Linked DNA regions of Homo sapiens: region 2 is linked to region 1. The links are chromatin contacts, found by Hi-C or POLR2A ChIA-PET in ENCODE. All regions are on one chromosome and are shown on one strand. The core of a region is the stretch at or near the end of the contact, and the rest is flanking DNA. Distances in the headings are between cores, read along the strand shown.

Region 1 (2,700 bases), core at 176-2,675:
ACTGAGGGCGAAATGTGCAAACCCTGGGTCCTCCAAATACTTAAGATTCAGAGCCAGGTTGTCAGAGGTTCTCCTTTGTTCTGGCTGAATAGTAACACTGACAGGGACCTGCCAGTTTCAAGTTATTCCAGTTATTCGGAAAAGTGAATTGTTCCAAGTGGCGTCAGTGCACGTTAGAACGTGGGCCCGCGTCATGGTGTTCGTGAAGACTGGAAACAAGTGGGACCCCCGCCAGCACAGCTCATGCAACTGCTTCCCCTCCAACAGTTTCGCCCATCCCGACTCAATTGAGGGACCCGAGACGTTTCTTCTCTGGGCCAATCAGAACCCAGTCAGCATCTCTCTGATGCAACTGTTCCCTTATAAAACGATTAAACGTGGACCAGCTATTTTTATTCGGTCCTATAAAAATAGCTGCCGTCAGTCAGTCCTGGCGGGGAATCAAGGCCTCTGCTCTTCAAGTGCGCGCCCCAGTCGGCCGTGTCCTGATGTTACTTTCCCAGCCATTGGCATCTGGGGGCGCAGCTGGACCCACAGCTCCCAGACCGCGTTGTGTTCCACTGACAGAGTCTCCTAGGGAAAGGGAAAGGTGCATTTGCTCTCAGGCTCCGCCTAGGACACACACACCAAGATCTTCCCGGGCTGCTGGTAAAAGCCAGGATGCAACAGCCTGAGGGTCCCAGAGCGAGGAAGAAGGATCAATCAGGTCCCCCGGACGCACTTAGTTCAGCAGGAGTGGCGGGCTGTGGGGGTGGGAGGTAGCCCCAGGGCCTTTGATGTGGGCACACGCTCCCCCAGCCCGCCGAATCGGTTCCTCCCCTAACAAGGGATGTGGACACGGTTCATCTGCCTTCCGGTGTGCCTGAGCAAGAACTGTGCAACCTATCTCCACCCCCTCCGTCCCCGGTATGAGCACTTTTGATTCCTCCCCAGACAAAGCCAATCTGAACTCCAGCAGAATGAATAAAGGGATCAGGTTGCTCTCCCGGCCTCCCCTCACCTCCCTCCTCGCTTCTCCCTTTCCCCACGTGACTCTCTGGAATTTCGCCAAAGCTCCGAGTCTCTGGGTCCATTTTCACACCGAGCAAAGCAGAGAGGAAGGAGGCAAGGGAGACTAGAGGAAGGCTGAACGTGTGTCCTTTAAACACGGGGTCCAGACCCGGCGTATTTTGGGCGTTTCCAGGCTCTCTCGCCAGAGTGGCCTTGAGTTTGGGGGTCTTTTCCAGCCTCGCTAGCTTTTTCCTCCGTGCAATTAAAATTATGGCTCTTCTTCCACTCCCGTAATCATTGCACCTCTACCCTGCAGACCTCCTCCGGGGTGTTCAGCGCGGAGGTGGGTGTTGGTGTGCAGCAAGCCGCGTCCCCGCAGCCCTCCTCACCCAGGCGAGGGGCGGGGACGAGAAAGTAGCAGCAGCGCCCCCCAGTCTTTCCTCTGAAGCTTCCGAACAGTCTGCTTCAGGGAGCGCAGCCTGAGGCGGTGTGGTGCGGTGCGGCTGCAGGGCGGGCGAGTCCCCGGAGCTGCCCTCAGCGCTGCACAGTTTCCAGCGAGCGGACCCCGGCAGATGAGGTCTGCCGAGCCGGGTGGCTCGACCAAGGAGTGGGTGTGGGTGGGTCTTTCGGGGCTCCCGGCGACCCGCGGTGCCGACGCAACGCCGACGTATGGTGCCAAGCGAACTTTAAAAAGCTGCTTCGGACAAACCAGAGCCAGGATTTCCACTGTCGGGGACCCGGGATCGGAAGGGTCTAGCCCGAGGGAAATGCTGGAAGATCCCATCGGCCAGTGACCAGCAACTTTCCGGCGAGATTTTGACGCGGAGAACTGTGCTCTGCCTCCTCTTATTCTCCCAAAGCTCACGTTGGCGTCCTGCCTTGCGGGGGAACTCGGCGCGCTCTCTGCCTGAGCAGCGAGTGAATTGAACCCCAGCCCGCTCCGGCGCCTCCGGGCTGATGAGTGTCGCTCTCCGCCCGTCCATCTCTTTTTCCCGGAGGTAAAGGCCCGCGGTCCCCCACCTTCAGTGCGCCCGGGTTCCAAGCGCCGGAGCCAGCGTTTTGGCGGAGCCGCTTCTTGGATGCTGAAGGCTGGGCTCCTCCATCGTGGGTGCCGAGGCGGCGATGGGTGTCCTCAAAGTGTGGCTCGGGCTGGCCCTAGCGTTGGCGGAATTTGCAGTATTGCCTCATCATTCCGAAGGTGAGAGAGCGGTGCCGCGTGTGTGTGTGTGTGTGCGTGTGCGTGTGTGTGTGTATGTGTGAGTGATCGTGCAGTTTAAAAATCTCAGCAGGTTTTATGGTATTTCGGTGAGGTGGAAGTTTTTCTGGGAAGGGTGAGGTGGAAGTGAAACTGGAATAGGCTTTTTCTGATAAGATTCCTACTCCTGATTGTTTTGTATTCGGATTACACCCCCGAAACGGCCTCCCTCTCTGCCCTAAGTGCTTTTGGGTGGGTGGGTGGCCGATGGAGGTGACATCTCTGAAACTGATCCTTTTTCTTTCCACCACCTACCTTTCCCCGAAGGGAAAGCAACTGCATGGAGCACAGGTGAGGAGCGAACAATTGCTCTTACCTGTTTAAAAATACTTCTGTTCCTAAGAAACATACAGTCTTTCATCTTAAAGCCCCATCGCTCTCCCGCCCTCCTTACCTCAGTTAGTCTCCCCCTAAAGTCCAGTTAGGATTTTATAACTAACTGGTTGGAGCGTGTT
Region 2 (2,700 bases), core at 70-2,569, 480 kb after region 1:
TGCACCAATTTACACCCATGACCATATTATTTAGAATTTCCAGTTGAACCTCCTTCTAGCATTACCCTTTCTCTGCCTAATTGTTCTCCTTATCACCTGTTACCTTTTAGCATGCTATATTATTTTTTATTTATTTTGCTTACTATTTCCTTAGAACGTAACTTCCCTGAGATCATGTTTTTCTGTTTCGTCCACAGATGAATTCCTATTACTAGAATGATGTCTACTGTATAATATATGCTCAGTGAATATTTGCTGAATAAATGAGCCCTGGGGCACTAGAGATCATGGAGTAGAGAGCTGGTCCAGAGACTGAAAGAAGGCCAGTCTGGCTAGATCCCAGAAATGGAGGGAAGGGGAAGAGTAGCTGGAGATGAGGCTGTAGAAATAGGCAGAGGCCAGAGCTTTACCGGTCATGGCAAAAATATTGCTCTTCCTTCTAAGGGATATGGGAAACCACTGAAGGATATTAAGCAAATTTGAGTTTTTGAAAATGACACTGGCTCATGCGTTGCATGATAGATGTAGAATAGCCTAGACAGAACTAATAGTGACTCCAGGGAGAACACTTAAGGTGCTGGCACCTCTTTTTTTGCCTTTCACTGAGATAATAACACTAGAAGGAAGAGCAAGTTTGCAAGGGAAGAGCATACTGAGTTTGGGTTATCTGACAGCCATGTAGAGCTACCATTTGACAGCCAGATATGTGTTTCGGAGCTTAGAGGAGAAATCTGGATTAGATAGTTAAATTTGGCATTACTACCTTTGAGATAGCAAATGCACTCAGTGACAAGGCTGAGATCATCTTGGGTGAAGTTATTGAGGGAGAACAATAAGGGTCCCAGAACTGAGCCTTGGGAGCGCTTATCTGCCAGAAGGAGACACGGAAGGAAGGGGCTCAGGAAGAAGGCTGGGGAGGTAGGCACACAGAGCAAGGCAAGAGAGTATCGCCTAGCAAGTCCTGAAAGTGGGACATGCGATAAATAAAGTTTTGATCAGGTTGAAAGAGTCAAAGCCTCAGAGCATGCAGCTCTGGGAAGAAATCTAGCTGGACTCCAAAGCGGGGAGCACTTTAGAAGTCAAAGGGCAATTTTGGGAGCCCCCAGAGTGAAAGGGCCAAAAAAAGCAAAGAATACCAAAGAGCCTAAAGAGTAATTAATTATTTTTTAAGACTAATTATTTCTGTTCAAAAGAAATAACTACCAAATAAAGTCCTTTTACCTTACACATCCCTTTATTCAGTGAATATTTAGTGCCCACAACAAAGCTCTGTGTACAATCCTGTGGAGGGTGGGGAAGGGAGGGTGACTCAAATGACATATGCAAAGCTGACCCTGCTCTCAAAGAGCTCTTTGTTTCTCCTTGCATTTAGATTCCTGATACCCATTGCATTCCAGCAGACCAACCGCCCTGTGCCAGTTGTGTATTCACTTAACACTGAATTTCAGCTCTGCAATAATGAGAAGGTGTTCCTAATGGATCCCAATACATCTGATATGTCACTAGCAGAAATGGATTACAAAGGAGCCTTTTCAAAAGGTGAGTTGCTTCCTCCACCTGCAGAAAGAGGCTCTGCCTGGATATGAGAAGCTTTTGCTAAGTCACCGGACTGGCATCTCTGCTCATATGCTCTCAGTCACCACCCCAGTAAAGATCCCCCAGGGTTGGTTCCAGGACAGCCAGGACTGAATCTAGGTACAGGCCCATTTCATGCTGTTTCGAAATCAAATCACACACTTGGCACTATAATGATTGGCAGTGTGATGCCATGGGAAAGCACTGGTCTGAGTAGTAAGAATACTGGCATTTCCGACCAGATTCTAGCACATTGTCTAACTCTGGGTCAGTTATTTCCTCAAATCCCATTGCCTCCCAGTCTCAAAACGATGCCAAACATGTGTGTTCTCCATCATGCTTTCTCTGCTGAAAATGGCTCACTTCACGGTCACTTCTCTATCCGTTTACCACAGGCTGGATTCTATCCTATCTTTCTCTTGTCGATGACACCAAATTGATGTATTCTGGCACTTTTTTCCTGTTGGGTTTCCTTTGCATCAGCCTCACCCGACACCATCTTGCCTCTCAGATGACTCCTTCTCACTCTCCTGTCCCTGGCCTCCATCCTCTGCCCCTTCCGTGTTAGTGTCCCCAGATTCCATGCTTGGCTCAGTCTATTCCTACTCTGAGTGCTGCCTCTGGTCATCCCCATGGCTTGGGCCATCCCTTTACTCTGAACTTCTTACACTCCTACTGTTCTGCGGCCATTCCATAGGATTTGACCTCATCCTGGATCTCTCCGAGCCTCATTTCTATGTTTCCACATGCAGATATGAAACTACTGAAGCTCTCCAAGCAGCATGTCTTTCAGACACCTAGAGATGCCCAAGTCTGGACTTGTCTCCTTCCAAGCATGCTCCTCCCACATCTGCTACCCTGCTGACTGCGTCACCATCCTCTATGTGCCCCAACCAAAAATCTCAGGGTTATCCTCAACTTCCCCTTCCTACATCCTACGTCCCATCTATCATTAAGATGAGTGGAGTCTGACTCCTAGACATTTCTTGAGTTCATCCTCTTGCCTCACAGCTATATTTTAGGTGCCTATCTCTCACTAGAGGATTAAAATAGCCCCTACCAGGTCTCTGTGACTTAAGTCTCTTTGTCCTTGACCCATTTGCCATGTTTCTAAGGCCCAAGTGT

What was found. A loop is a pair of places that touch in the nucleus more often than their neighbours do. ChIA-PET counts read pairs that join two places held with the same protein, here RNA polymerase II (POLR2A). Pooled maps may share reads with other maps.
Region 2: a map of Calu3 shows a loop between it and region 1 (6-fold over the local background). The contact joins the enhancer-like site here to the promoter of FRAS1 in region 1. A Hi-C loop is called at or near these places in 1 of 168 maps with a recorded cell type or tissue (Calu3) and 1 of 50 pooled maps. POLR2A ChIA-PET finds 5 or more read pairs at or near these places in 4 of 52 experiments (BJ, HCT116, OCI-LY7 and 1 more).

The regions. Positions count from the first base shown.
Region 1 is chr4:78,055,898-78,058,597 of GRCh38, forward strand. It overlaps FRAS1 (Fraser extracellular matrix complex subunit 1), which reads left to right and starts at 1,426. Exons shown (of 74, transcript NM_025074.7): 1 at 1,426-2,188. The coding sequence starts at 2,113. RefSeq lists an enhancer at 12-983.
Region 2 is chr4:78,533,077-78,535,776 of GRCh38, forward strand. It overlaps FRAS1 (Fraser extracellular matrix complex subunit 1), which reads left to right. Exons shown (of 74, transcript NM_025074.7): 71 at 1,373-1,539. Among named protein-coding and RNA genes, the nearest start is that of ANXA3, 17 kb to the right of the region's middle. RefSeq lists an enhancer at 901-2,100. Within about 2 kb of position 1,320, at least 6 of the 41 ENCODE cell types and tissues checked have a DNase peak (open chromatin) inside an H3K27ac peak, as active enhancers do; they include HCT116 and PC-9, where a contact is called at or near this core.